Linked DNA regions of Homo sapiens: region 2 is linked to region 1. A link is an interaction called in ENCODE POLR2A ChIA-PET data of the cell type or tissue named here. Cell type or tissue: PC-3. All regions are shown on one strand. Each heading gives the region's core, and the rest is flanking DNA. Links, peaks and the distances in the headings are about the cores only. Region 1 has its middle 47 kb from the start of SPOCK3. Region 2 overlaps SPOCK3 (SPARC (osteonectin), cwcv and kazal like domains proteoglycan 3).

Evidence for each region. ChIA-PET counts read pairs that join two places held together with the same protein. Peaks named below come from ENCODE experiments on the same cell type or tissue, not always from the same donor. Only the 100,000 strongest peaks of a DNase experiment are listed, where the experiment ranks them.
Region 2: POLR2A ChIA-PET joins it to region 1 with 5 read pairs; 2 of 35 experiments call an interaction of 5 or more read pairs at or near these places.

What each region holds. Positions count from the first base shown.
Region 1 is chr4:167,272,838-167,289,749 of GRCh38, reverse strand. No RefSeq gene overlaps it. Among named protein-coding and RNA genes, the nearest start is that of SPOCK3, 47 kb to the right of the region's middle. In PC-3, for the core only: no CTCF peak of the experiment used is centred there; no DNase peak of the experiment used is centred there; H3K4me3 peaks cover 1,161 bases; H3K27ac peaks cover 1,555 bases.
Region 2 is chr4:167,199,782-167,216,693 of GRCh38, reverse strand. All of the region lies in intron 2 of SPOCK3 (SPARC (osteonectin), cwcv and kazal like domains proteoglycan 3), which reads left to right. Among named protein-coding and RNA genes, the nearest start is that of SPOCK3, 26 kb to the left of the region's middle. In PC-3, for the core only: no CTCF peak of the experiment used is centred there; no DNase peak of the experiment used is centred there.

The DNA of each region.
Region 1 (16,912 bases), core at 4,341-8,340:
TGGTATGATCCATGGAAAGGAAGGAAGAGCAATGTGGTGCCATGGCCCACCTGAGAGTCACAGAGGGCAGAAGAGCTCCCACCCCCCAGTCAAGGGAGGCACCTTCTTGAGTGACATCTACAGGCGTGGGAGCAAATCAGATGAATAGGGCCTGAAGAGAAAACCCAGCAAACCACAGCAGCTCTACAGAAAAGGGACCTAACCATTGAAAGATAAACAAACATACAGAAAGCAACAACAGCATCAACAACAACAAAAAGAAAAAGTCCCCACAAAAGCCCCATCCAAGGGTCAGCAGCCTCAAAGATCAAAACTAGACAAAGTCATGAAGATGAGAAAGAATCAACAAAAAACATGCTGAAAACCCAAAAGGCCAGAATGCCTCTTCTCCTCCAAATGATAGCAATGACCCTCCAGCAAGGGCACAGAACTGGACAGAGGATGAGATGGACGAATTGACAGAAGTAGGCTTCAGAAGATAGGTAATAAAAAACTCTGCTGAGCTAAAGGAGCATGTTCTAACCCAATGCAAAGAAGCTAAGAACTTTGATAAAAGGTTAGAGCTGCTAACTGGAATAACCAGTTTAGAGAGGAACATAAATGACCTGATGCAGCTGAAAAACACAGCACGAGAACTCTGTGAAGCTTACACAAGTATCTGTAGCTGAATCAACCAAGCGAAAGAAAGGCCATAAGTGTATGCAGACTACCTTGCTGAAATAAGATCCGAAGACAATATTAAAGAAAACATAATGAAAAGGAATGAACAAAGCCTTCAAGAAATATGGATCTATGTAAAAAGACCGAACCTAAGATTGATTGGAGTACCTGAAGGAGACGAGGAGAACAGAAACAAGCTGGAAAGCACACTTCAGAATGCTATCCAGGAGAACTTCCCCAACCTAGCAAGACAGGGGAACATGCAAATTGAAGAAATACAGAGAACATCACTAAGATGCTCCACAAGAAGATCAACCCCAAGACACATATTCATCAAATTCTCCAAGGTTGAAGTGAAGGAAAAAATGCTAAGGGCAGCCAGAGAGAAAAGCCAGGTCACCTACAAAGGGAAGCCCATCAGAGTAACAGCAGACTTCTCAGCAGAAACCCTACAAGCCAGAAGAGATTAGGGGGCCAATATTCAATATTCTTAAAGAAAAGAATTTTCAACTCAGAATTTCATATCCAGCCAAACTAAGCTTCATAAGCAAAGGAGAAATAAAATCCTTTCCAGAGAAGCAAATGCTGAGGGATTTCATCACCACCAGGCCTGCCTTGCAAGAGCTCCTAAAGGAAGCACTAAATATGGAAAGGAAAAACCGGTACCAGCCACTGCAAAAACACACCAAAATATAAAGACCAATGACACTATGAAGAAACTGCGTCAACTATGCACAAAATAACGAGATGGCATCATGATGACAGGATCAGATTCACACATAACAGTATTAATCTTAAATGTAAATGGGCTAAATGTCCCAATGAAAAGACACAGACTGGCAAATTGGATAAAAAGTCAAAAAATCCATCGGTGTGCTCTATTCAGGAGACCCATCTCACATGCAAAGACACACATTGACTCAAAATAAAGGGATGGAGGAAAATTTACCAAGCAAATGGAAAGCAAAAAAAAAAAAAAAAAAAAAAAAAAAAAAAAAAAAAAAAAAGCAGGGGTTGCAAAGCTAGTCTTTGAAAAAAACAGACTTTGAACCACAAAAGACAAAGAAAGGCATTACATAACAGTATAGGGATCAATTCAACAAGAAGAGCTAACTATCCTAAATATATATGCATCCAATATAGGAGCACCCAGATTCATAACACAAGTTCTTAGACACCTACAAAGAGACTTAGACTCCCAGACAATAATAGTGGGAAACTTTAACACCCCATTGTCAATATTAGACAGATCAGTGAAACAGAAAATTAACAAGGATATCCAGGACTTGAACTCAGCTCTGGATCAGGTGGACCTAATAGACATCTACAGAACTCTCCACCAAAAATCAATAGAATATACATTCTTCTAAGCACCACATGGCACTTACTCTAAAATTGACCACATAATTGGAAGTAAAATACTTCTCAGCAAATGCAAAATAACTGAAATTATAACAAACACTCTCAGAACACAGTGCAATCAAATCAGAACCCAAGATTAAGAAACTTACTCAAAACCACACAATTACATGAAAATTGAACATCTGCTCCTGAATGACTCCTGAAAAAATAATGAAATTAAGGCAGAAATCAAGACGTTCTTTGAAACCAATGAGAACAAAAAGACAGTGTACCAGAATATCTGGGACACAGCTAAAGCAGTGTTAAGAGGGAAATGTATAGCACTAATTGCCCACATAAGAAAGCTAGAAATACCTCGAATTGACAACCTAACATCACAATTAAAAGAGCTAGAGAAGCAAGAGCAAACTAATCCAAAAGCTAGCAGAAAGCAAAAATTAAGATCAGAACAAACTTGAAGGCTTTAGAGACCCAAAAAAACCTTCAAAAAAATCAATGAATCCAGGAGCTGTTTTTTTGAAAAAATTAACAAAATAGGCCAGGGGCGGTGGCTCACGCCGGTAATCCCAGCACTTTGGAAAGCCAAGGCGGGCAGATCACAAGGTCAGGAGATCGAGAATATCCTGGCTAACACAGTGAAACCCCGTCTCTACTAAAAATACAAAAAATTAGCTGGATGTGGTGGTGGGTGCCTGTAGTCCCAGCTACTTGAGAGGCTGAGGCAGGAGAATGGCGTGAACCCGGGAGGTGGAGCTTGCAGTGAGCCAAGATCGCGCCACTGCACTCCAGCCTGGGCGACAGAGCAAGCCTCCATCTCAAAATAAATAAATAAAATAAAATAAAATAAATACACCACTAGCAAGTCTAATAAAGAAGAAAAGAGAGAAGATTCAAATAGACACAATAAAAATTGATGAAGGGGATGTCACCATTGACCCCACAGAAATGCAAACTTCCATCAGAGAATATTAAAATTACTTCTATGCAAGTCAACTAGAAAATCTAGAAGAAATGGATAAATTCCTGGACAAATACACCTTCCCAAGACTAAACCAGGAAGAAGTCGAATCCCTGAATAGACCAATAACAAGTTCTGAAATTGAGACATTAATTAATAGCCTATCAACCAAAAAAAGCCCAGGACCAGACAGCTTCACAGCTGAATTCTACCTGAGGTACAAAGAGGAGCTGGTACCATTCCTTCTGAAACTATTTCAAACAATTGAAAATGAGGGACTCCTCCTTAACTCATTTTATGAAGCCAGCATTTTTCTGATACCAAAACCTGTCAGACACAGAACAAAAACAGAACATTTCAGGCCAATATCTCTGATGAATATCGATCCTAAAATCCTCAGTAAAATACTGGCAAACCAAATACAGCAGCACATCAAAAAGCTTATCCACCACAATCAAGTCAGCTTCATCCCTGGCGTGCAAGGCTGGTTCAACATACGCAAAGCAATATAATCCATCACATAAACAGAACCAAAGACAAAAACCACATGATCATCTCAATAGATGCAGAAAAGACCTGTGATAAAATTCAACATTGCTTCAAATTAAAAACTCTCAATAAACTAGGTATTGATGAAATGTAGCTCAAAATAATAAGAGCCATTTATGACAAACCCACAGCCAATATCATATTAAATGGGAAAAAGCTGGAAGCATTCCCTTTGAAACTGGCGTAAGACAAAGATGCCCTCTCTCATCACTCCTATTCAACATAGTATTGGAAGTTCTGGCCAGGGCAATCAGGCATGAGTAAGAAATAAAGTGTATTCAAATTGGAAGAGAGGAAGTCAAATTGCCTCGATTTGCAGATGACATGATTCTATATTTAGAAAACCCCATGATTTTCAGCCCCAAAACTCCTTAAGCTGATAAGCAACTTTAGCAAAACCTCAAGATAGAAAGTCAATGTGCAAAAATCACAAGCATTCCTATACACCAAGAACAGACTAAAGAGAACCAAATCATAAGTGAACTTCCATTCACAGTTGCTACAAAGAGAATAAAATACCTAGGAATACAGCTAACAAGGGATGTGAAGGATCTCTTCAAGGAGAACTACAAACCACTGCTCAAGGAAATAAGAGAGAACACAAACAAATGGAAAAACATTCCATCCTCATGCATAGGAAGAATCAATACTGTGAAAATGGCCATACTGCCCAAAGTAATTTACAGATTCAATGCTATTCCCATCAAACTACCATTCACATTCTTCATAGAATTAGAAAAAAACTACTTTAAATTTTATATGGAATCAAAAAGGACCCCATATAGCCAAGACAATCCTAAGCAAAAAGAACAAAGCTGGGGGCATCATGCTACCTGATTTCAAACTATACTACAAGGCTACAGTAATCAAAACAGCATGGTGCTGGTGCCAAACAGGCATACAGACAAACAGAACAGAGGCCTCAGAAATAACACCACACATCTACAACCATCTGATCTTCAACAAACCTGACAAAAACAAGCAACGGGAAAAGGATCTCCTCTTCAATAAATGGTGCTGGGACAACTGGCTAGCAATATGCAGAAAACAGAAACTGGACCCCTTCCTTACACCTTATACAAAAGTTAACTCAAGATGGATTAAAGACTTAAATGTAAAACCCAAAACCATTAAAACCCAAGAAGAAAACGTAAGCAATACCATTCAGGACATAGGCATGGGCAAAGACTTCATGACAAAAATGTCAAAAGCAATTGCAATGAAAGCCAAAATTGACATATGGGATCTAATGAAACTAAAGAGCTTCCGCACAGCAAAAGAAACTAGCATCAGAGTGAACAGGCAACTTACAGAATAGGAGAAAATGTTTGCAATCTACCCATCTGTCACAGGTCTTATATCCAGAATTTACAAAGAACTTGAACAAATTTGCAAGAAAAAAACAAACAACCCCATCGCAATTGGGTAAAGGATTTAAACAGACACTTCTCAAAAGAAGACATTTATGCGGCCAAAAAACATATGAAAAAAAGCTCAACATCACTGATCATTAGAAAAATGCAAACCAAAACCACAATGAGAAACTACCTCATGCCAGTTAGAACGGCAATTATTAAAACGTCAAGAAACTATAGATGCTGTTGAGGCTGTAGAGAAATAGAAATGCTTTTCCACTGTTGGTGGGAATGTAAATTAGTTCAACCACTGTGGAAGACAGTATGGTGATTCCTGAAGGATCTAGAACCAGAAACACCATTTGTCCCAGCAATCCCATTACTGGGTATACACCCAAAGGATCATAAATCATTCTATTATAAAGACATATGCACACATATGTTTATTGCAGCACTATTCACAATAGCTAAGACATTTAATTAACCCAAATGTCCATCTATGATAGACTGGATAAAAATATATGGTACATATACATCATGGAATACTATGCAGCTATACAAAGGAATGAGATCATGCCCTTTGCAGGGTCATGGATGAAGCTGGAAGCCATCATCCTCAGCAAACCAACACAGGAACAGAAAACCAAGCACCACATGTTCTCACTCATAAGTGGAAGTTAAACAATGAGAACACAAGGACACAGGGAGGGGAACAACACACATCAGGGCATGTTGGGGGGTGGAGAGCCAGGGGCAGGAACTCAGAGGATGGGTCAATAGTGAATACTGGCAGCAAACCACCATGGCACACGTATGTCTATGTAACAAACCTGCACATTGTGCACGTGTATCTCGGGACTTAAAGTAAAAATTTTTTTTTAAAAGTTAGATATACTTCTGGCTCTGCCATTTCATTAGTTGTACAACTATGCGTCTATCTATTAACCCCTGAGGTTCTCATTTTTTTCATTGCAAAATGAGAAAAACTTTATTAACTTTTAAGTCCTTTCTATTTCTAATATCTATGGTTCTAATAATGATCTTTAATAATAGTTATGCCTCATATAATAAGCAATCGTTTGCTCATCCTTCAAGTAATTAAGAATCAGAACAGTTAGTAGAGGAAGACAAACTACTTATTCATGGAGTTCTTAAATGTCAAGTTACATGATGATATGTCCTAAGATTGCAATAACCCTATGTGAAATTTTACAAAGCAATATATAATAATCATTTATATTAAAATATATTTAAGAAATTTGCAGGACCTAAGTTAACATTCCAGCAAAGTTATGTGACTTTTGAAAATAAATACTGTTGAACCAACGCTAGAGAAATGACAGTCACCGTTCTAAGCCATCAGGGTGGGGATTTTAGAATTTCTTCTCATTATACTAAGATTTGCCTTTTAGAATTTATATTTATGCCACATATAATCATATGTTGGTTGTGGTTCTATGTATGAATTTTTATTATATTGATTTTTAAAATGGCCTGTGTAATTTAAGAAAATGTTACTATTAATGATTACATTGGGCACTCATTTTTACATTGGGTTTAATCATTCAATTTCAACAATATTTCATTAGCTTCTTGTTCACAGAAGCCAAACCATATGTCAAAAGCTCACAGCTGGTTTTAGTCACAAGCTTTGAATTGGAATTTAAGTTTTCTAGTTGAAATCCCAGTGATTTCCCACAATGTAAGAACTACCAGAAAATATGTTTTCTGTGTAGTTGACCATTAGTCTGAAGCTTTAGAAATATCTTAAATTTTAAAGCTATAGATACTTGAAAAAAAACTATGTTTATCACAATTTGCTTGTATTAAAATACAATGGACTCTAATCACATGGATGTTTTAAAGAAAACTGCACCCCTAAAAAAGAAAGTCCAAGTTCTCTGTCAACATATTTTCTTAATATTGTCATGGTATATGTCTACATCACGGTCAAAACTGTCGTGGGTTTTGAAAAAATATGATAATATCCTTTAAGGAGAGATGGTAAAAAAAGAAAATAGATATGACTGGAGAAGTGTTTAAATGCTAGAGCCATGAAAAATCTCTTTTTCATTCAAAAACAAATTTAATTTGTTTCATTCAAAAACACCTATTGTTTTTCAAGATATACTCTATTGACTCAGACCTGAAATTCTGAGTAATGCACATACACCAGGAATGACAAATCACACTGAGAAAAGACAATGTGTATGACCGCATAGTCTTTCTGTAATATATCAAAATGTGAGTCTGAGGTATCATTTTCTCTTTTTCTTCCTTTTCTTCCTTCCTCCTTCTTTCAGTTTTTCCTTTACTAATTCTTCCTACAAACTGTCTTTGACTTTATCCTTCTCTACTTTATTTTTTATACAATATAATTGCCTAGTAATTTTTTCACATCAGTTATCTGCAATATTTCCAAGAATATTTTTTAGACATACTAGTAGGAAAATGCTGTGTTTCTGTTTCCTGTGTTTGTTTTTTACTTAATGATTCACCCAGAATTTAGTGATGGGTTGAGTCAGGCTAGATTTTTATGCCAATAAATGTAATCACCAGCTGAATGCTTTCTCTTCCAACACCTTTTATAAAACTAAATGACTCATCATCTTTCTTTAAATTAAAATATGTGGCTAATTTTCCCTTTCACTCATAATATGCATTATAAAAATATTAAACCCTAGAAAATAATAACAAATACTAGGAGGGAGGAGCCAAGATGGCCGAATAGGAACAGCTCTGGTCTACAGCTCCCAGCGTGAGCGACGCAGAAGACAGGTGATTTCTGCATTTCCGTCTGAGGTACAGGGTTCATCTCACTAGGGAGTGCCAGACAGTGGGCTCAGGTCAGTGGGTGCGCGCACCTTGCGCGAGCTGAAGCAGGGCGAGGCATTGCCTCACTTGGGAAGCGCAAGGGGTCAGGGAGTTCCCTTTCTGAGTCAAAGAAAGGGGTGACGGACGGCACCTGGAAAATCAGGTCACTCCCACCCGAATACTGCGCTATTCCGACAGGCTTAAAAAACGATGCACCACAAGATTATATCCCGCACCTGGCTCAGAGGGTCCTACGCCCACGGAGTCTCGCGGATTGCTAGCACAGCAGTCTGAGATCAAACTGCAAGGTGGCAGCGAGGCTGGGGGAGGGGCGCCCCCATTGCCCAGGCTTGCTTAGGTAAACAAAGCAGCCCTGAAGCTCAAACTGGGTGGAGCCCACCACAGCTCAAGGAGGCCTGCCTGCCTCTGTAGGCTCCACCTCTGGGGGCAGGGCACAGACAAACAAAAAGACAGCAGTAACCTCTGCAGACTTAAATATCCCTGTCTGACAGCTTCGAAGAGAGCAGTGGTTCTCCCAGCACGAAGCTGGAGATCTGAGAACAGGCAGACTGCCTCCTCAAGTGGGTCCCTGACCCCTGACCCCCGAGCAGCCTAACTGGGAGGCACCCCTAGCAGGGGCAGACTGACACCTCACACGGCCGGGTACTCCAACAGACCTGCAGCTGAGGGTCCTCTCTGTTAGAAGGAAAACTAACAAACAGAAAGGACATCCACACCAAAAACCCATCTGTACATCATCATCATCGAAGACCAAAAGTAGATAAAACCACAAAGATGGGGAAAAAACAGAGCAGAAAAACTGGAAACTCTAAAAAGCAGAGCGCCTCTCCTCCTCCAAAGGAATGCAGTTCCTCACCAGCAACGGAACAAAGCTGGATGGAGAATGACTTTGACGAGCTGAGAGAAGAAGGCTTCAGACGATCAAATTACTCTGAGCTACGGGAGGACATTCAAACCAAAGGCAAAGAAGTTGAAAACTTCGAAAAAAATTTAGAAGAATGTATAACTAGAATAACCAATACAGAGAAGTGCTTAAAGGAGCTGATGGAGCTGAAAACCAAGGCTCAAGAACTACGTGAAGAATGCAGAAGCCTCAGGAGCCGATGCGATCAACTGGAAGAAAGGGTATCAGCGATGGAAGATGAAATGAATGAAATGAAGCGAGAAGGGAAGTCTAGAGAAAAAAGAATAAAAAGAAATGAGCAAAGCCTCCAAGAAATATGGGACTATGTGAAAAGACCAAATCTACGTCTGATTGGTGTACCTGAAAGTGATGGGGAGAATGGAACCAAGTTGGAAAACACTCTGCAGGATATTATCCAGGAGAACTTCCCCAATCTAGCAAGGCAGGTCAACGTTCAGATTCAGGAAATACAGAGAACGCCACAAAGATACTCCTCGAGAAGAGCAACTCCAAGACACGTAATTGTCAGATTCACCAAAGTTGAAATGAAGGAAAAAATGTTAAGGGCAGCCAGAGAGAAAGGTCGGGTTACCCTCAAAGGGAAGCCCATCAGACTAACAGTGGATCTCTCGGCAGAAACCCTACAAGCCAGAAGAGAGTGGGGGCCAATATTCAACATTCTTAAAGAAAAGAATTTTCAACCCAGAATTTCATATCCAGCCAAACTAAGCTTCATAAGTGAAGGAGGAATAAAATACTTTACAGACAAGCAAATACTGAGCGATACTGTCACCACCAGGCCTGCCTTACAAGAGCTCCTGAAGGAAGCACTAAACATGGAAAGGAACAACCGGTACCAGCCACTGCAAAATCATGCCAAAATGTAAAGACCATAGACACTAGGAATAAACTGCATCAACTAATGAGCAAAATAACCAGCTAACATCATAATGACAGGATCAAATTCACACATAACAATATTAACTTTAAATGTAAATGGACTAAATGTTCCAATTAAAAGACACAGACGGGCAAATTGGATAAAGAGTCAAGACCCATCAGTGTGCTGTATTCAGGAAACCCATCTCACATGCAGAGACAAAAATAGGCTCAAAATAAAAGGATGGAGGAAGATCTACCAAGCAAATGGAAAACAAAAAAAGGCAGGGGTTGCAATCCTAGTCTCTGATAAAACAGACTTTAAACCAACAAAGATCAAAACAGACAAAGAAGGCCATTACATAATGGTAAAGGGATCAATTCAAAAAGAAGAGCTAACTATCCTAAATTTATATGCACCCAATACAAGAGCACCAAGATTCATAAAGCAAGTCCTGAGTGACCTACAAAGAGACTTAGACTCCCACACATTAAAAATGGGAGACTTTAACACCCCACTTTCAACATTAGACAGATCAACGAGACAGAAAGTCAACAAGGATACCGAGGAATTGAACTCAGCTCTGCACCAAGCAGACCTAATAGACATCTACAGAACTCTCCACACCAAATCAACAGAATATACATTTTTTTCAGCAGCACACCACACCTATTCCAAAATTGACCACATACTTGGAAGTAAAGCTCTCCTCAGCAAATGTAAAAGAACAGAAACTATAACAAACTATCTCTCAGACCACACTGCAATCAAACTAGAACTCAGGATTAAGAATCTCACTCAAAACCACTCAACTACATGGAAACTGAACAACCTGCTCCTGAATGACTACTGGGTACATAACGAAATGAAGCCAGAAATAAAGATGTTCTTTGAAACCAATGAGAACAAAGACACAACATACCAGAATCTCTGGGACACATTCAAAGCAGTGTGTAGAGGGAAATTTATAGCACTACATGCCCACAAGAGAAAGCAGGAAAGATCCAAAATTGACACCCTAACATCACAATTAAAAGAACTAGAAAAGCAAGAGCAAACACATTCAAAAGCTAGCAGAAGGCAAGAAATAACTAAAATCAGAGCAGAACTGAAGGAAATAGAGACACAAAAAACACTTCAAAAAATTAATGAATGCAGGAGCTGGTTTTTGGAAAGGATCAACAAAATTGATAGACCGCTAGCAAGACTAATAAAGAAAAAAAGAGAGAAGAATCAAATAGACGCAATAAAAAATGATAAAGGGGATATCACCACCGATCCCACAGAAATACAAACTACCATCAGGGAATAATACAAACACCTCTACGCAAATAAACTAGAAAATCTAGAAGAAATGGATAATTTCCTGGACACATACACTCTCCCAAGACTAAACCAGGAAGAAGTTGAATCTCTGAATAGACCAATAACAGGAGCTGAAATTGTGGCAATAATCAATAGCTTACCAACCAAAAACAGTCCAGGACCAGATGGATTCACAGCCGAATTCTACCAGAGGTAGAAGGAGGAACTGGTATCATTCCTTCTGAAACTATTCCAATCAATAGAAAAAGAGGGAATCCTCCCTAACTCATTTTATGAAGCCAGCATCATCCTGATACCAAAGCCAGGCAGAGACACAACCAAAAAAGAGAATTTTAGACCAATATCCTTGATGAACATTGATGCAAAAATCCTCAATAAAATACTGGCAAACCGAATCCAGCAGCACATCAAAAAGCTTATCCACTATGATCAAGTGGGCTTCATCCCTGGGATGCAAGGCTGGTTCAATATACGCAAATCAATAAATGTAATCCAGCATATAAACAGGACCAAAGACAAAAACCACATGATTATCTCAATAGATGCAGAAAAGGCCTTTGACAAAATTCAACAACCTTCATGCTAAAAACTCTCAATAAATTAGGTATTGATGGGACGTATTTCAAAATAATAAGAGCTAACTATGACAAACCCACAGCCAATATCATACTGAATGGTCAAAAACTGGAAGCATTCCCTTTGAAAACTGGCACAAGACAGGGATGCCCTCTCTCACCACTCCTATTCAACATAGTGTTGGAAGTTCTGGCCAGGGCAATTAGGCAGGAGAAGGAAATAAAGGGTATTCCATTAGGAAAAGAGGAAGTCAAATTGTCCCTGTTTGCAGACGACATGATTGTGTATCTAGAAAACCCCATTGTCTCAGCCCAAAATCTCCTTAAGCTGATAAGCAACTTCAGCAAGGTCTCAGGATACAAAATCAATGTACAAAAATCACAAGCATTCTTATACACCAACAACAGACAGAGAGCCAAATCATGAGTGAACTCCCATTCACAATTGCTTCAAAGAGAATAAAATACCTAGGAATCCAACTTACAACGGATGTGAAGGACCTCTTCAAGGAGAACTGCAAACCACTGCTCAATGAAATAAAAGAGGATACAAACAAATGGAAGAACATTCCATGCTCATGGGTAGGAAGAATCAATATCGTGAAAATGGCCATACTGCCCAAGGTAATTTACAGATTCAATGCCATCCCCATCAAGCTACCAATGACTTTCTTCACAGAATTGGAAAAAACTACTTTAAAGTTCATATGGAACCTAAAAAGAGCCCGCATCGCCAAGTCAATCCTAAGCCAAAAGAACAAAGCTGGAGGCATCACACTACCTGACTTCAAACTATACTACAAGTCTACAGTAACCAAAACAACATGGTACTGGTACCAAAACAGAGATATAGATCAATGGAACAGAACAGAGCCCTCAGAAATAACGCCACATATCTACAACTATCTGATCTTTGACAAACCTGAGAAAAACAAGCAATGGGGAAAGGATTCCCTATTTAATAAATGGTGCTGGGAAAACTGGCTAGCCATATGTAGAAAGCTGAAACTGGATCCCTTCCTTACACCTTATACAAAAATCAATTCAAGATGGATTAAAGAGTTAAACGTTAGATCTAAAACCATAAAAACCCTAGAAGAAAACCTAGGCATTACCATTCAGGACATAGGCATGGGCAAGGACTTCATGTCTAAAATACCAAAAGCAATGGCAACAGAAGCCAAAATTGACAAATAGGATCTAATTAAACTAAAGAGCTTCTGCACAGCAAAAGAAACTACCATCAGAGTGAACGGGCAACCTACAAAATGGGAGAAAATTTTCGCAACCTACTCATCTGACAAAGGGCTAATATCCAGAATCTACAATGAACTCAAACAAATTTACAAGAAAAAAACAAACAACCCCATCAAAAAGTGGGCAAAGGACATGAACAGACACTTCTCAAAAGAAGACATTTATGCAGCCAAAAAACACATGAAAAAATGCTCACCATCCCTGGCCATCAGAGAAATGCAAATCAAAACCACAATGAGATACCATCTCACACCAGTTAGAATGGCAATCATTAAAAAGTCAGGAAACAACAGGTGCTGGAGAGGATGTGGAGAAATAGGAACACTTTTACACTATTGGTGGGACTGTAAACTAGTTCAACCATTGTGGAAGTCAGTGTGGCGATTCCTCAGGGATCTAGAACTGGAAATACCATTTGACCCAGCCATCCCATTACTGGGTATATACCCAAAGGACTATAAATCATGCTGCTATAAAGACACATGCACACGTATGTTTATTGCGGCATTATTCACAATAGCAAAGACTTGGAGCCAACCCAAATGTCCAACAATGATAGACTGGATTAAGAAAATGTGGCACATATACACCATGGAATACTATGCAGCCATAAAAAATGATGAGTTCATGTCCTTTGTAGGGACATGGATGAAACTGGAAATCATCATTCTCAGTAAACTATCACAAGAACAAAAAACCAAACACCGCATATTCTCACTCATAGGTGGGAATTGAACAATGAGATCACATGGACACAGGAAGGGGAATATCACAGTCTGGGGACTGTGGTGGGGTGGGGGGAGGGGGGAGGGATAGCATTGGGAGATATACCTAATGCTAGATGACGAGTTAGTGGGTGCAGCGCACCAGCATGGCACATGTATACATATGTAACTAACCTGCACAATGTGCACATGTACCCTAAAACTTAAAGTATAATAAAAAAAAAGAGAGAAAAAGAAAAACAAACAAAAAAAAACAAAAAACAAATATTATTATATTATTATCATCATGCTTACACAATATTATCTTTTTTGTTTTATTAGTTTTATCTTCATTTTAATTTTGATCAATTTTTGATCACACTATTAACAATTTTATGTTGTTGCTGTTGTTTTTTATGTATTTATTTCATTTCTCCACATAAAATGCCTCATGTTCTTTTAAGATCTTTGGCAACATGTTTAATTGCTGTATAATATCCCATTGGTATATAATATCCTTTTGGTTAGTTATATGATAAAATCATAACAAAAATTGCCCAGAGAAATTGGGGCCTTCGGAGGCATTTTAAAGAAGAATTGAGGTTTGAAAGTATGCAGGTGTCATGAAACTGTCTAGGAAGATGAAATGGCATGTGTTAAGATATGGAAACTTTTCACATGTATTATAAAAATCCAAAGGAGGATAGAGTCGTAAAGAAAAGTGTAGTAAACTGTGAAAACTGCCACAGAGATGTCAGGAGGAAGACACAATGTTATTTGGACCTTGAGAAATAGTTGCAGCACTGTGGTATGGGCAAAAGCCAGATTGTTTTGAATAGAGTGGTGAATAGGGAGTGAGAGAGTAGAGACAATAAAATGAAAGATATAGACTCATATCTAGGTGGTGGAATAAGATTAAGGGAGGTTGGTTTCATTTCTGTTTTCATCAGTAACTCATACTTATTGACCACTTACTCTGCATTGTAAATTGTAAAAATATAGCAGAGAACAAAAGAAAATCTCTGCTATCTGTTACTGATTTTCCATTTGAGGTAAATGGGGGTATAATATGAATATACACAAAGTAAATAAAATAATCTTAGGTATGTAGATTCCTTAAAGAAACCCAACAAGGTAATATGGCATTTAGCCACGGGGCAGACCTGCTTGGACCAGAGGTCATGGAAGATCCTATATTGAAGTCATAGTTGGCACTTAGCCATGGGGCAGAACTGCTTGGACCAGAGGTCATGGAAGATCCTATGTTGAAGTCATAGTTAAGCTACAAAATTTATGTTGTAATGAAGACAGTCATGAAAAGATCTGATGGAAGAGGATCCTAAAAAAAAAGTGGAAAGGCATTGAGACTGTTAGGAGCATCACATATTGGAAGCAGGGAAGTTAGTGTGTAGCTAATGAAAAAGAGAGAGAAGAGACAACGGGGTGGGAGGGAAAGTTGGCAGGCACATTACCAGAGGGCCGTGTGGGAAGGAATTAGGCATCCCAGTTTGTACTCCAGTTGTAATGGCGATCTGTCAGAGTCTTAAAGAAGGAAGCAGCAAAATATATATTTTAGGAAAATTGTTTTGCCTGCTCTGTGGACTTTAAAATAGAGGAGAGAGCAGCACAATAAGAGGAAGCAATGGGAGTTGAGCTTCCTGCTAATTTAAGCTGTTGCATTGGGAGAAAGTTATGTTCTTTTCATAGTTACCATATTTTCTTGAGTATACTGTATTTTGTAAATTTGTACAAGCTACTTGAGCCTTATAAGCCTCAGATTTCTAAGCTATGACATGGTTTAGTAAAAATAACTTTCCTACTCCTCACTGGTTTGTTGTTTGGATAAAGTAGAGTCATCTCTATGAAAGCTTTAAATAAGCTGTAAAGCATTTGACTTGCGCTATTATGGTCTGCTCTTTCAAATTGGCATTGGCAACAACATCTGCTTCCTCAGAGTTACTTCTGACATTGAAAGGACTAAAAGGAAATATAACATAAAACAGTTTTCTTAATGAAACTCAACAAAAAGTAGATACATTTCTGTGAAATATGACTTAATGGTTTTGGTTTTGATGCTTAGTGACTTTTCCAAATTCCCACAGTTATTTATTAGCAGACTTGACCTTAGTCAATTTATCATGCTCAGATGTCTATTCTTCCTTTCAGTATTCAGAGATTAAAGATTAAAATTCCAGCCCAAATAGTATAAAAGAAACAGCTTAAGGGATTATGCTTAATCAAGATTAAAATTATGCTTATTAAGTCAAGAAATATGGTATCTTCTTTGTGTATATATAAATATATATATATTTTTAAATTTTTTGGGTGGTTGTTATCCTGATTAGTTGCAAAAAGACTCAGTGTGACTGAATCACAAATTACAGATGCATTTAGGGGAAAAGTCAAGGCTTTTTATTTTCCCACTAATGTGGTCTCTATGCATTTTCTGTCAAATTTAACTTTTAAGTTACATAACACTCTAAGCTACATGGCCACTATTGGTAAGTATTGGTTTGGTTTCTGATGTGTTGTAAGTACACACTGCTTTCTGCTTACTCCACTCATGGAAACAACGAGCAATCTAACATCAAAATGACACTGCAATTTTGTTTTTTTACTTAGTATTTTTTATTTGTTTTGTCAATTATGAGCAAATTTGAATATCCAAACTTAGAATTCAGTTAGATTCTTGACCTGTACATTTTAAATAAATTCTAAATCCATCAGATTGCTCCATTTCATTTCTAATCAGAATTATACCCTTTATTGAAACTCATTTTTTAAATTTTATTTTATTATTATTATGCTTTAAGTTTTAGGGTACATGTGCACAATGTGCAGGTTAGTTACATATGTATACATGTGCCATGCTGGTGTGCTGCACCCATAAACTCGTCATTTAGTATTAGGTATATCTCCTATTGCTATACCTCCCCCCTCCCCCCACCCCACGACAGTCCCCAGAGTGTGATGTTCCCCTTCCTGTGTCCATGTGTTCTCATTGTTTAATTCCCACCTATGAGTGAAAACATGCGGTGTTTGGTTTTTTGTTCTTGCCATAGTTTACTGAGAATGATGATTTCCAATTTCATCCATGTCCCTACAAAGGACATGAACTCATCATTTTTTATGGATGCATAGTATTCCATGGTGTATATGTGCCACATTTTCTTAATCCAGTCTATCATTGTTGGACATTTTGGTTGGTTCCAAGTCTTTGCTATTGTGAATAATGCCGCAATAAACATACGTGTGCATGTGTCTTTATAGCAGCATGATTTATAGTCCTTTGGGTATATACCCAGTAATGGGATGGCTGGGTCAAATGGTATTTCTAGTTCTAGATCCCTGAGGAATCGCCACACTGACTTCCACAATGGTTGAACTAGTTTACAGTCCCACCAACAGTGTAAAAGTGATCTTATTTCTCCACATCCTCTCCAATACCTGTTGTTTCCTGACTTTTTAATGATTGCCATTCTAACTGGTGTGAGATGGTATCTCATTGTGGTTTTGATTTGCATTTCTCTGATGGCCAGTGATGGTG
Region 2 (16,912 bases), core at 8,154-12,153, 77 kb after region 1:
GCAATGCCATCATTTCTACAGAACACAACTCTTAAAGCTGTGCAAAAAAAATTTAAATGACCTTGCAATTACAGGAAGTTTATTATTGATGATATCTTGGACTCTTGTCTTCCTCCTCAGCGTTCCCAATCAAATCGCTTGCATATCCTGTCAGGGTCTTCTCTGCAGTATTTTTCAAATCCAAGACTGTTCACCCTTCTTTGGGCCAGATCCTCATTATCCATCCCTTAGGCTAGTCTTGTAGATAACCTTCATGTTTTCAGGCTTCTCCCTGCCTGCAAGCACCAATAATACTTTTTTGATCAATTATTTTTTTTCCCAAATCATAGTTCTGATCTTGTTCTTCTGTTTAAAATCTTCTATTCATCTTTTAATGTATTACAGAACAGGATTGTATATAGCTGCAACTGTAAGTTGCCTTCCAAAAATCTGTAAACGGTATTTTTTTCGGTGGGATAAACCGCAAACTCCACATAATGGATCAGTTCATATATATGTATAGTCACGTTAGAGGGAGATCATGTGATTCCTAAGTCTACTGGAGACTCTTCAAATATTGTAACATATACTTGGAGGGTGGCTGTTCATCAGAAGAAGTCTGAAGTGAGACACAGAAAAATCATTTACCCAGGCAACATTTGCCAGTACTAAGGAAAGACAGTGGTCATTTCTAACATTACTCTAATGCTCTACAACATGTACAGGTCAAAAATTTTCCTTTCTTCAATTCCATGCTCACCCAGCAAATTTCTGATTTTAATGCAGCTCAGCCTCAGGGAGCAAATGTACCAGTCTTCCTGAAACATGTTTTCTGCTGACAGAACAAGGTTTCTGAGGCTTTAGGGCTGAAGGCCAAATCATGGATGGTGGGAAATTCATCAAGGTAATACTGCAGTGTGAGCTCTTTCACAGGCAGCCAGGATGTTCCTGATGATAGACAGGTCTTACCAGAAGCTTTCTATTCAAACATCAACACCAAACAACATCCACATTTCCTATTCCCAAATCCAAAATCTCTTCACTACCTGCCTCCAAACCATATTTGCTTTCGGATCCTTGTTTCCTCTTTCATGCATTCTTCACACAAATCAGGTATCACCTATCTTCACGCCACATTCACTGCTCTTTCTTTTTTTGTGTCTTCCTCACAGTGAGTTTTTCATCTAGAAAAGGCGGCCTTTGTCCTGTTACGTATCTCATTCTCATTTTTCATGACTTATTTTTATGTTTTCCTTTTTCCATGACCTCTTCCATGATTACTATAGTCACATGCAACCTGTCTTTTTCATGAGTCCCTGAAGCACTTTTTGAAAGGCGGTGTCAGCAGTGGAAAGAGCCGTGTTTCTTAAGAGTTCTGTACCTTGCACTCCAGGAGTGCAGAAGGAATAGTCATAAAACATTCAAATATGGGTAAGTGAAGCAAACTGAAACCTATTCTTTGCAGATCAAGTATAGGAGTTAGTAGTTAGTATAAATACCCCAACCCAGGTTAATATTATTAGTTGATAATACAACATTTTATCTTATTTCTTCTGTAGAAATTTTCTATTGATCCTGGTAGTTACGGAGCACATATTCATTTTTAATTTCTAGACAGTCTTTCCTAAATTTTGATTTTTGCATTTAAACTCTCATTTACTTTACAAGAACACTGTAACTTTTTACTATCATGTTTGAACTACAGTAAATATATATATAGTAAATATATATACAGTAAATATATATATGTATATTATCGAGGGTTTGCCATGGCATATGCAACATGTTTTTGCTCTTCCAAGCAGCCAACTCCTGATCTATGAAAATGTCAACAGTAGGCTGCTGGGTTTCTGCTGTAAGTCATCACATAAATTAGGTGCCCCAAGGTAAGCTTTCAAACCTAGAGAAAGGGTTCTCACTGCATCTTGTCTGAACTCAAACTTTCTAAAAATGAGAAACATTTTAGGTAAGAAGAAACACTGGTGAAATGCTATTAAGACTCAAATGATTCATTCTAAGATTCACCCTAAGATTCATTCTCTGTGTGTAAAATTACAGAAAAGTGAAATTTATAGACTTTATTTTTCCTGGAAAAGCATCTATTTTAAGATAACTTTTAAACCTGATTTTATAATAAAAATGGTAAGAACAATCACTTGGGAAAAACCAAATGATTGTTATTGAGAAGACAAATAATCTAATGTATATTAAGTAATGTGAAGTTGTAGTCATGAATTTTAAAAATGACAGTGTTTTTAGTACCCCAAACAAAATTGAAATCATAATTTCTCGCTAAACTGTTTTTTTCTATTTGCTGATAATGTTATAGTGTTATGCATTCAACTCTGGAGAATCTAAAATACTAATGAGAGACAAGTGGGGTTTATAATCTATGCTATATAGTTACTTAAAAAAGATAACGACAAATATTTTTATAGGTATTTTATTCTTTAAACTACATAAAAACAGTAGTAACAACAAATACAATTCTGAAACCATTACAACTGCTACCTATTGGGTGGTTTCATGATGGTATGCTTTGCTATATTCTTAAAACCTTTTCTAAATTTACATCTTGGAAGACATCCTCAACCAATATAATAAAGGTTGCATCTTTGCATCTACACTCATAAAATCAAAAGCAGAAATGAGGCCTTTGAGAACGTAATTTGGTATCAAATCATGTACTCCAATTGCTTGAATATTACCATAGCATTTTATAGTACAGGATTATAGTGTTTCAATTTTCATCATAATAAAAAAGACAAATATTTAAATCAAGCAGTCTTGTGACAGTACAATAGATTAAGTCATCTGTGTGATGAAATGCCACCTTGACGTTTACAATTTTTTATGGTGACTGCTTATTGGTATTGTGATCTGATATGTTATATATTTTGTGCTCTTTTGTAAAATTTCTAAAGATTCAAGATTCACCATATGTCATCTTTTAGGATTTCATCATCAAACACTGGTAATGCAAGGTAGTTGAATGTATTTATATTGAAGCCTTGATGTTTTGACTTATAATTGGTGTTGAAATTGATCATGGAGGAAAAAGAGATTTCTATTTCCTCCATTATATTTAAATGAATATTTCTGGTAATAGTGTTTATGTTTCAAACTCTAGCTCCATTTTATCCATAAAGTAGCAGATGATATTGGCAAAAAGACAAAATGAAAGACCACCAAAATAAAAGAAAATTTTCTTGTTAAATATTAAAGTTTTCTCACTTATGGGGAGAGTTAATTTTATAATATCACATAACCTTTTTTATAATGTTATCATTAATGCAATTTGTGACATGAAAAAAGCAAGAATATTTAATATCATCAAATAGCAGAAAAGATTTAAAAATAGTTACAATTTTGAATAAACTGTGACCTATCTCTGTGGCATTCTGGCTCCACGTAACACAGAATTGCATCTGTTTTTGCACAAACACAGGAAGAAATTGCACATGTAAACAGTTTTATTCCATGGACAAAAATAAAACATTAAGTTGATTTTCCCTAGCAAGGAACTGAGGCCTAGAAAAGCAACTTTGCCATTTACTTTGCCATCAATTAGCATAGGCTGACACCAGGCCATCTATGCTAAACTTAAACGATTCAATCACATGCTGCCAGTGGCAGTATTAACATTTCTGTAAATAAACGTCTGGAAAATGCTTAGATGTAGATTGTGCTCCAGCATCTTCACTACAGACGGGGTAGTGGCCAAACCAAATGTTCTAAGGTAATTCTTAAAGGCACGTGGACAAATGCTCTATGTTTCATTTGTTTTGTATTTTGTCATGTAGCTTGAAAAATATTCAAAAATCACTCTAATTTTCTAAAATACCTTGACCACACTGTTTCTAATACCCTAGAGTATAATTTTCTAGTGACATTATGTAAGCAAATTGGAAAAATGTACTTTATCAATTTTGAAATGACTCTAAATGTATTTTGAATTGAATGTGATTTCTGTTCTCTATTATGATGTAGTGGGTGGAGAAATGTGTCCCTTGGCTGTTGGTTCTCTGAATTACATTAAAGTTTACTGAGACAGATACAACTTGTGCTATTATCAAAGCAATAGGAATAGAAAAATATGGTTTAGGTTAAAATCATCAAAATTTTCTTGAGTCCAGATTTCTGTCTATATTCAGAGGTATAAGAATAAATCTTTGGCTGGGCGCCGTGGCTCCCGCCTGTAATCCCAGCACTTTGGGAGGCCGAGGCGGGTGGATCATGAGGTCAGGAGTTCAAGACCAGTCCTGGCCAACATGATGAAACCCCGGCTCTACAAAAAATACAAAAAGTAGCCAGGCATGGTGCTGGGCGCCTGTAATCCCAGGTACTCAGGAGACTGAGACAGGAAATTCTCTTGCAACTGGAAGGCGGAGGTTGCTGTGAGCCGAGATCACACCATTGTACTCCAGCCTGGGCAACAAGAGTGAAAGAAACTCTGTTTCAAAAAAAAAAAAGTAAATCTTTTTTAAAAAGTCAAATAAACAAAACAAAACTGTACTGAAAAATCTAAAATGAACACAACACAGAGTGTAGTGCCTTGGAGTAAAGGCATATATTAGAACTGGTTTTGTCATTTATTATGTGTTTGTTTATATTAATAACAACCCTGTATTGTAGGTATTATTGTCATTATTTTCCAGAAAGCCAGAATAAGCAGACAAACAGATAATAGTGGTCAGAGATTTGCCTAATGATGCTGGAGTCAGTATGTTTACACTGTCCATTGTATAGCAATTTGAACAATTTGGTAAATAGTAATGCAAATAGGTCTTGAAGTTTCTGTTTTATATCTGCATAGCTCAGCAAAGGAAAATTGCTTCACTAAAACAATTGATTAAAAGTATGCTTTTGTCTGTTGTTAAAATGAAAAGTACCATATTTACTATGTTCCAATATGTACATGTATTAGTCCTTTTTCATGCTGCTGATAAATACATACCCGAGACTGGGCAATTAACAAAAGAAAGAGGTTTAATGAACTTAGAGTTCCATGTGGCTGAGAGACCTCACAATCATGGCAGAAGGTGAAAGGCATGTCTCACATGGTGGCAGACAAGAGAAGAGAGTTTGTGCATGGAAACTTCCCTTTTTAAAACCATCAGATCTCATGAAACTTATACACTATCACGAGAACAGCATAGGAAAGACCTGCCCCCATGATTCAATTACCTCATAGAGGGTCCCTCCCACATCACATGGGAATTCAAGATGAGATTTAGGTGGGGACACAGCCAAACCATGTCATTCCGCCCCTGGCCCCTTCCAAATCTCTTGTCCTTACGTTTCAAAACCAATCGTGCCTTCCCTGCAGTCCCCCAGAGTGTTAACTCATATCAGCATTAACTCAAAACTCTACCGTCCAAAGTCTCATCTAAGACAAGCAAGTTCCCTTCCTCCTATGAGCCTGTAAAATCAAATGCAAGTTAGTTACTTCCTAGATACAACAGGGGTACAGGGATTGGGTAAATACACGCATTCCAAATGGGAGAAATTGGCCAAAACAAAGGGGCTACAGGCCGCACGCAAGTCCGAAATCCAAGGGGCAGTCAAATCTTAAAGCTCCAAAATGATCTCCTTTAACCCTATGTCTCACATCCAGGTCATGCTGATGCAACTATGTATATTAAGTACATAACATATGTTAATCATTTTTTCTGTCATTATCAATTACATAATTTATAACTTAAGTTGAACTTTAAAAAATCGTTCATTGTTTAGCAATTAAACCACATTTAGATTAAGCATGTTTTCCAAAATATGCAGGATCTATCATTTTCCAGTAAATCAGAAGTGTCTATGCAATAACTGAAATATGTGATCAGATATTAAATTAAAAATGTGTTTGCATATATATAGAGAGAGATACACAGAGAGAGAGAGCCTTCTGCACTTACCTATTTTGCTCTCGAGCTAGTCATATATTTGTATGACTCAGCCTTTAAAAATGAGAATGATATTTGTTTTTTCAGGAAATGAGAGGATTATTATGAATATCAGGCAATCAAATGTATGAGAAAACACTTTAGAAAATAAATTGCTAAAATATATCATTTCAAAAACAAACATTCTTCATCTATATAAAGTTAAAGTCCTTCTTTGCTAAATACACACATTTATCTTTTAATATTTATAGAATTTATATTAAATAATCATTGAGATTGAAAGCATGTCAGTAAAGAGGAAAAGACCTCTTTGTTTTTAAATAATCATGTGTGCCACTTTTAGCCCACTACCCAAGACGTACCATCTCCTCCCTGAAGAATCCTTGTGATAGTTGAAAAGATTGACATGTTGAATAATGATTCAATGCACTGTGACAATGGAAGTCAGATAAGTACATGCAAATTACATCTGTAGTGGGAGGTGATTCAATGAAGGCCTCACAGAGTCCATGACACTCAATCTGTGTTTTGATGAATGAGCAGAGTTTGTTCTTTGAACAGGTGGAAGAAAGCATACCTGACAGGGATCTACACATGCAAAGTTATAGAGGTATAAAAGTACGTGGCATGTTCCATAGGTATAAGAAATTAAATGTGCGTAAACAAATTGTGAATGATAGAGAGTCAAGACAGAGGAGACTGAAAATTGTTAGGACTAGGATCTGAAGTTATTTCCAAAACCTGCTAAGCTGATGATTTTCATAAACAAAGGAGTGCTCCTACAATTGCCTCCTTGACAGATTTTGATGGATATCCACAAAGTCAGAGGAAGACTTTTGCAGTTGTTGCTACCTGAACAACTTGTGATGTCCCCCTTCACTGCCCTATATTTGATTCAAAATAGAAAGCAGAGTGAGAAATTAGTATAAGGAATTCCCATTAAGTTCTGCTTTTTTTCCCATGATGTCTACTTTGCATTATTTTAGAAAAACTATAAATACAAAATTCACTAAGGTTTAAAAATTTTTTTTGTATATTGTAACTGTCTGAGTGTCCCCAGTTGTCTGAGTGTCCCCAATTTGCTAGTGTTCTAAGCACATGCTCCTGCATTCTCAGGTAATGCAGTACACAATTATTGATCTTCTATGTAATGGCTGGTGCATCCATCCACATTTTATAATCTGGCTATTTAAGTGAGAAAATGAGAACTGAGGAAAATGTGTATTCTAGATAGGGCAACAGGAGCTCTTTAAGGAAAGTGGGGATTTTTTGAACATAGGACGTACAAAGACATGAAAGATTTTCTTCTAGCCTCCAAACACAGAAAACATGATTCATTTCCATACCATATCAGATTGAAAAATTCTTCAGTGTTAGCATTGTGAAATATCTTTGAAATATCATTTTTATTTAAAATTTATAGGCCTTTTGCATTTTGTTCCATTCTAGTACTAGTGAAAAATTCTACTCATCCATCAAAACCTAGTTTAAGAATCAAAAAACATATTTGCTTCAATTTAAAAATAATATTTTCAAATATTACTTAGAAAACTGATATATTGGGAGTTCAGGAGAAACCACTACATTTCCAGTAACATGGAACATTCCATATCATGGCACCCAATACAGGAACCCCAGTCCGAGAAGCACAATGTTAACAAAAGCCATTTTACCTTTCTCTTGGCTTATTGAAACTAAATTGCAGATGCCCTTCTGTCTTTAGTGGTGACTCTAGTAGTTGTGATTGTTGTACAGCAAACAAGACAATAATTGAATTATAATATATTCATCCACTTCATTTGTAGATTAAAATGACAAAAAAGATATTTCACTATTAGTGATCTATGTGCAAATACAAATAAATAGTTAACTAGCATATGTAATTTTTGAAAAGAGTGATTGCAAACAAATATAACTCTAAGCTGTTAACAGGATTTTAATGTTTTCCTTATCAAGATATTGTTTTAAGATTCTCATTAGTTGTAACTTTTATAGGAAAGTTTCCTTGCTAAATATTAACAAAATAATCACTATTCCTTTTCACAGATAAAATCATGCTAAATTTACAGAAATATTTTCTCATATTTTTAGCAGATCTACATGTATAAACAAAAATCTAAATCAAATGTCATTCAGCTTACTATCATCAGGTGGTAAATATGTTATCAAAAATGTGCTTAGTTCAACAAGGAGTAATGGAATAGAAATGAAAAAAAATAAAGACCAGTTAAATTTGGAATATTAGAATGAGAATTGAAGATGTTTGCCCAAGATAACATAGCTAGTAAGTCTTAGATTTGGCCTGTTTGACTCTGAAGCCAAAGATCTTAGTCAGTGTTCTCTACTGATTTCCTAAATTACAAAGAATTTTCCTAAAAGTAAGCGACTTGAGTCTGTAACTATTTGGAGAGAAATAATGCTCCAAAATAAAATAAACCAACTACATTTCCTATTATATCTCTGCTCACAGAGGGAACAACTATGAATAAAATAGCAAACTACAAATAATTGAAACAAATGTTACCTCTGTTGTTGTTATTATACCATTTTAATTTTACTTATCATTCAATAAATCTCTAAGAAATTGCCCCCGACCAGTTTTTTTTTCCCACTTTTCGGCAATGGTGATTCAAAGACAAATATTTTAAGGGAACTACCTTCATCTTTTCAGTTGGAAAATTTCTTATAGAAGAGGTTTCATTGGCACAGTATTGAGGAATGAGAAAGTGTTTGCCAAATACTTAGGAATCTGGGAGTAGGGGTGGTCTTCAAATCAGATGGAGCCCTGAGTAAGAGTATCAAGTACCTGAGAAGCTCAGAAGGCCATTTACACAACAGGCTTCCTTGGCTTAGCATTAAAATGCGTTGTCATGTAATGAAAAGCATTGCGGCTCAATTCTTGGTTAGCAGAGACAATCTGAAACTGAATTTTTTTTTTTTATTATTATACTTTAAGTTTTAGGGTGCATGTGCACAATGTGCAGATTAGTTACCATATGTATACATGTGCCATGCTGGTGTGCTGCACCCATTAACTCGTCATTTAGCATTAGGTATATCTCCTTATGTAGTTCAGAAAATGAGTGATCCAAAACTTATAATTGCATATTAACTTATTGAAATAGGTTTACATTTGTATTAACTATTATTCAAAAATTGTCTAACATGCTTCACAAGATTTAAAATGAGATATTAGAAGAAATATTTTAAATAGGGCTACAGATGGTGGGTTTGTAGGTAATAAATGAATAAACAACATTGTTTTAAATTATGCTATTCATTGTTTAAAATAGTTAAAGATTCATGTTTTAAAAATATAAAGCTATAGTGATTTTACACCAAATACATGACATATGATGTAGTAATTGAAAATATTATTTTTATTTCCTACATTTTTTTTAGTTTTTTTATTAGAAAGTTAGACAGTATTCTGTTAATATATAATCTTTCTAAAATAAATCTTTCTAAAGTCATAATGGTAGGACTCTGAGAGTCGTAGTATTGGAATGTTCATTTACCTCTATAAGCAGGTGTTTATTTTGTCAAAGTAATAGTTTATTGTCAAAGAGTTTAAATAAATCACAATATTATATAAACAGTAAATCAACACATCTGTCAATACTTATTACCTATGCATTCTCAGGTAATTTTATTTCAAATAAATAAAAACAACTTATAGACAAAATCCATAGTTTATTTTTATAAAATTTAATTTAATTTTTATAGTTGACACGTAATAGTTGTGCACGTTTATAGGGTACACAGTATTGTTTAAATACATACAATACATAGTGATAAGATCAGGGTAATTAGCATATCCATCATCTCAAACATTTATCGTTTTTTTTGTGTTGGGAACATTCCATGTCCTTCTAGCTATAGTCATCCTACAGTGCTATAGAACACTAGAACCTATTCTCCTATCTAGTTGTAACTTTGTATCCTATAACAGATTTTTTTTCTATGGACTACTTTCAAATTGGCAGCTGGCCTCTTAGTCATTTAGTTTTGATAATTTTCAGCAACATAAGTTTTTCATTACACTAAAAATCTCCAAGTCCAGGACCATCACAAAACAAAAGAAAAAAGAAAAAAAAATTGGTATCTGTTAACAGAATTACTTGAGTCTTAAGATGGAGTTTTATTGTGTTCAGTTGATATAATATTTCATTTGAACTGAATAGCTCATATTTCACTGTAAATATTTAGTTTTCCTCAAGACTCATTAGCTACCAAAGCAAACATATATTTGTTGAGAAAAGTGCCACAAGTCATTCTTGCTGATGAACTTTTTAAACAACATAATAGTTTTATTTTTTAATGTAATTCTTATATATTTTGAATCAGCTGTCATTTAATAAGAATAATTCATTAAATTTTGTTTGCAGATATATATATTTATACACATATATGTTATTTTCTCTTCAGGATTTAAGGGTTCAATTTGTGTATGCAACATACATAAACATACTTATTTTTTTTTATTTTTCAAGATGGAGTTTCACTTCTGTCGCTCAGGCTGGAGTGCAATGGCAAGATCTCAGCTCACTGCAACCCCCGACTCCCGGGTTCAAGTGATTCTCCTACCTCAGCCTCCCAGGTAGCTGGGATTACAGGTGCATACCACCATGCTCAGCTAATTTTTGTATTTTTACTAGAGATGGAATTTCACCACATTAGCTAGGCTGGTCTCGAACTCCTGACCTCAAGTGATCCACCCTCCCCGTCCTCCCAAAGTTCATAAACATACTTCTTTAAAAAATCTAAAATTATAGGAATGTAATAGGAATGTACAGGTAGTTACATTAACTAAATTGAAAAATCAAGATTATTTTCTAAACTATTTCAACAAATTTAAACTCAAAATAAAAACCTAAGCAGTTTTCCTATTTAAAAATTATTTTGGGGCTGGATGCGGTGGCTTATGCCTGTAATCCCAGCACTTTGGAAGGCTGAGGTGGGCAGATCATGAGGTCAGGAGTTCCAAGACCAGGCTGGCCAACATGTGAAAACCCGTCTCTACTAAAAATGCATAAATTAGCCAGGCATGGTGGCGCGCCTGTAATCCCAGCTACTCCGGAGGCTGAGGCAGGAGAATTGCTTAAACCCCGGGGACAGAAGTTGCAGTGAGTTGAGATCATGCCATTGCACTCCAGCCTGGGTGACAGAGTGACTCCGTCTCAGGAAAATATATATAGATATTTTATATATATTATAGAAAATATATTTTATATTATATTATATATATAATATATATTATATATTATATAATATATATTATATAATAATATATATAATATATATTATATAATATATATTATATATTATATATTATATATAAAATAAATTCTATATATTTATATAATATATATTATATTATATATTATATATTATATATTTAATATATAATATATTATATATAAAATATATATATTATATATATAAAATATATAATATATATATTATATATATAATATATAATATATATTATATATATAAAATATATAATATATATTATAGATATAAAATATATATAATATATATTATAGATATAAAATATATATAATATATAATATGTATTATAGATATAAAATATATAATATATAATATATATTATAGATATAAAATATCTATAATATATAATATATATTATATATATATAAAATATATATATATGTATTTTTTTTTTCAGTCAGGCATGGAGTGTTCATGCCTGTAATCCCAGCCCATTGGGGCACGGTGGTGGGAAGCCAGGAGTTCAAGGCCAGCTTGGGCAACATAGAAAGACACCTTCTCTACCAAAAAAAAAAATAGCTGGTGATGGTACTGTGCACGACCCCCAACACCCATAGACATAGCTACCTAGGAGGCTGAGGGAGGAGGATTGCTTGATCCCAGGAGTCGAAAGGTGCAGTGAACTGTGGTAGTAACACTACACTCAAGTATGGGGTGACAGAGCAAGACCCGATTTCTAATAAATAAATAAATATGATTTTCATTAGGACAAAGGCTGTTCCTATAACAAAGACCCGTCGCCCCCCACCCCGAAAAAAAACAGTGACTTTAAAAGGTTAGAAGATGATTTTTTTCTCATGTAACAACTCAAGCCTAATTAACCAAAGAGAGTTCTGATAATGGCACAGTGTGGGGGTGACATGGTCTGGCTCTGTGTCTCCATCCAAATCTCATCTTGAATAGTAATCCGAATTGTAATCCCCACATGTTGGGTGAGGGACCTTGTGGAAGGTGATTAGATCATGGGGTGGTCCCCCCACGGTGTTCTCATGATAGTGGATGAGTGCTCATGAGATCTGATGGTTTTATAAGTGTCTAGCATTTCCCCTGGTGGCACTCATTCTCTCTCCTGCTGCCCTGTGAAAAGGTGCCTTCCGCCATGCTTGTAAGTTTCCTGAGGCCTCCCCAGCTATGTGTGGAACGTGAGTCAATTAAACCTCTTTTCTTTATAAATTATTCAGTCTCGGCTATTTCTTCGTAGCAGTGTGAGAACAGACTAATACAGGAGGATACAAGTTTTTTCTTTGTTGTTTTGTTTCACCCTTGTATCCAGAGAGTTTCTATCCAGTGGTTTATGATAGCCACCCTCCTTGTGCCACGACATCTATATTCCAGCCATTGGGAAGGGGAGGAAAGGAGGAAGGGCAGGATTACTTTGCAGGGCTCAACCTAGGAAGTTGTATACAACAATTTCACTCATACCTGTTTTGCTAGGATTTAGTGATATGCGTTCACATAGTTACAAAGGGATCAGGAAGCCAAATCTTATAGCTGTGTGTACATCTAAAACTAGAGGTTCTATAACTATCACAAGGAAAGAATGGGTATTAAATGAAAACAAGCAGTTTCTGCTACAGAAATGTTAGAATATATTATTTTAGAAATTTTACAGGGAAACAGTCCTTGCCTTAAATAGTAGTGTATCATTTAGAATATTTCCAGCTGCAAGTATTAGGCAATGCAGCTAAAAGTGGTTTGAACTATAAGAATATTTTTTATCTCATATGTGTAGAGCTGTGACAGGATTGGTTATTTCATTTCTCAGGGAATTTTTCAAGGGCTACACTCTTTTTCTTTATTTTTACTCCACATCTTCAGCAAGATTGTCATTCATAGTTTTTTCTACAAGGTCGTAATTGGCTGTTGTAGCTTCAAGGCATTACATTCCCAGAAAGCCACATCCAAATGCAGGGAGGACGGTTCCTCATTGCTTTACCTTTCTTTTCTGTCTTTTTTTTTTTTTAATCAGATAGAAATATCTTTTCTGTGATCTCCTAAGCAGTCTCATCTCAGGTTTCAGTGACAAATATTGGGTCATACATTCTTTGCCTTGGTTTCAAGGAGTATTAATACTTGCTATTTTTAGCACTTTAACAGAAAAGAAGATATTTGGGAAAGTCTGCTGTAATGGCATCCAAAAGTCTCTACCACAATTAAATAATGTAACTTAAAATATGTATATAGGTAAGATGTTTGCTTATTTACTAAAAAAATCCCTAGAAAGTTTATGTAGAAGCTATTATACAAAATGGAAGTGGTTTGCTTCTTTAACATTGGATTTCTAATACATACAATTTTTCATGACCTTATATTACTGTAGTAATACTACTCATAAGCCTTACTAAAAAAATCAGTAAGTAATATTTTCACATTATAACAGTAAACACAAAATACAGAAATTCATTAATAGCTGAAAAGAATTTTGGAGTGTCAAGTCATGACTTCATCTAATTAAATATTTTATAATTTATTCACACATTAGGAATAATCAGGTTTTAATTGTGTATGCATCAATACAAATATCAAAAGAACATGATTATTATTTTATAATATTTACTTTTTAAAAAACCAAATAAAAGAAACATAAAAATGACAAAAGAATGCTTAAGTGGAGAGAAAAAATTACTATTAAATATCTTTAAATATAGGCCAAATGGTTTAGTATTCCCCTTTATCTACATCTTAATATTGCTGACATCTGGTTTTGAGCTAAGAATGCATGAATAGGGGAAAAAAAGCAATCTCCATAGTTTTTTTTTTTATTGAATACACATAAGTTTATTTTGGGAACAGTTCATTTATCAAAAGTATAAAGAGATCCTTATTTCATGGGTGGAAGGTGATGCAGTCATATCTCTACCCTTCACAGTTGAGATTGGCAACATGGTTTGTAATAGAAGTATTAAAAAATCAGAGGGAGAATTATAACAGTTAATTTCATTGCAAATAGTAACAATTGGGTTATTTAAAGTGGTTGTGGCATAAATGCTAGGATGCATGTGGTAATCCCAAATGCCCCAATCCCAGGTATAGCAAGTGTGTTTTAATGATACCTGCTAACTAGTTAAAATGGTCACTTTCACAAAGCTGACTATATTTTATACACTTTGCATAAACTGTCATGTAGACAATCTATTTTTTCTTTCTCTCATGTCTATATAAACCTTTATAAAGACTATAAAGTGATTCTGTATATACTACTTTAATCAAAATTCCTATGTGATTTGCATAAATAATAGATTGCAGTTGCTGCTATGAGACTGCTGATATAGAACTGCATAATTGGAACAAAATTTGATGAAAATTACATTGTTTCAAGTGTGCAGGCAGGACATGGCATCTAAGAGTGAAGTTTAACACTTAATCCAAACACTTATATTTGGAGTAGGTGAAGCAGGTAGTACTAACAGTGGTTTTAAAATTATAAAACAACATTTTCTATACTGTTATTTAATAAATTACACTTAATTTTTGAAGCCTAAGTGTATTCAGTTGACCAAACAATCAATAAATTCTGGTCTATAAATTAAATGTCATGAAGGTGAACAAAGGTGAAGAACAGTAATTATATTTTCTTGAGTTTATGATAACAATATATAAAACTGAAAAATTTGCTCCAAAAGAAGTCATACATAAATCATACCATCAGTTTGGTTTATTCTAGAAAGGTCTGCAGGTATAACTCTAAATTTCTTTAGTTAGGATCCTTAGAAGATACATTAGTTTAAATTTCATTCTCCTACAATACTGCTAACTTTAGATACATCACAGAACTACCAGATGCAATGTTTGGTTTAGAAATTGTCCCACATTAGTAGTCATTAAAGAAGAAAAAAAAAAAGGTGATTTCTTCTTCTGCTATAATTCAGTAAATGTGTTTTTAATATGCATATATTTATGTGGGAATATATATTTGCACCTTGATAATTACATAAATTTATACAAGCATTTTATTAATTAGACAGTATTACTCTTGCAAAAGCAGGCATGCATTTATTTTGAGATATTTATTTCCAATAATAATAAATAGGATTTCAATTTAAGAAGTGCATTAGATATATTAAGGATGATATGACAGCTTCTGAGCTCATAGCCTCCATATTTTTGTCTTCCCAATTCTCATATATTTTGTAGAATTTTGGGATGTGGATTATGTATTCTACATTATTTCTTTTAATGACTGAGGAAAATATTATCATCAATCATCATCATTATTTCAAATAAGTTTTAATCCATCATAATTTTATAAGAATGTACAGTAATCATAGTTGTTACTACTGTTGAAAAGAGATAATACAGTATAGCTTTGATTTTCAAATTTTTTATGTTCTTACCTAATTCTTAAAGGAATGCATGTTTATTTTTCTTCTCTTGACTTTTCTCTTAGAACTTAAATTATCTCTCTTTTCTTTCCATCTCTGTCCCTGTTTTTCTATCCATCATGCCACCAAAGAGAAATTGCCAGTATCTTAAGGAAGAAATTTTACTCAGCTCAATTGTTTTAAAGTGTGATGAGAAGCTTTAATAACCTATGCAGCAAGAGGTAAAATTAAGTTGTTTAATCATAGCTGGTGTGCCCGCATACACAACAGTGGGTGGCTTCTGCTGAAGAGATGTGTTTGGGATGAATTGCTATAAAGAATGCCATACCAAAAGGATACACTTTCTTTCTTTGCCAACCAAAATTTCCAGGTACTTTTGTTTTTAATACAATAAATAGTGTTTTACTCTCCTACATTTACAATAAAGTGACGTGTTATAACTCAACAGAATTTCCAACTTGTTTTCTCAACTTCCAAGGTTAGAAATTGATAGTTAATCTTGTGGGAGCCCTGTTGATGGTGAAATCAGCAACTCTGGGGAGGCAGTTTACTTCATTTGACCTTCTCTTGCTCCTTAGTATCTGCTCATTATCTGATGACTTTCCTATTCATAGCTGTTATCAGTTGTAATATTATATGTATGTTATTAGAGTAAAATGCTTAGGTTTGAAATGTACGAAAAAATTGTTTGCTGAGAGCACTTTATGGTGTATCTAGTGGCTGATGGAGCCCATTGCTTTTTCAGTATAGTACTCCTTGCCGTACTTTGTAATTTCAACCTGTAAATTTAGTTAATGAAATCTAATGTGCCATCCTTAAACAACATAAAGGGTATATTTTTTAATAGTATTGTACCTGTGTCAGTGAAATAGACTAGATTTTAATTTCTACACTAGTCATATGTGTTTAACAGTAGATGCTGTTGTGTTTCTTTGAATACATAGAAATATCTAAGCTGATCATCTGTTTAAGCAGGATTTCAATCCATCAAGTAAATGAATCCCCTTCATATTTTATCTTTTGTATCCTGAATTTTCCTGCAAGCAGTGATTATTGAAAAATACCTGATTGTATTTTTAGTAATATCTATGGAACAAATTTCATATGCTGCTGCTGAGTTTCCCTTCTGGAGAAATTCAGAAATTTAAAAAAGTACTTTCTTGTCTATATAGTAATTATGCCAACATTTCAAAGCAACTATTATGTCTTCTGTTTTCTCAGTCAAACATTCACTATTAAATAGATTACATATTATTCATGGGTTTTTTTCATTTTTAGTAATTACATATTTTTTTATTTATTTGTAGAATTTTTCTAAAGAAGGATTATTTTTTCCAAATTTGTAAAGATGCTCAGAGTTTAGAATAGTACATATGATAAGTACAGGAAAGTGCAGAAAAATTTTTCTATGATTTC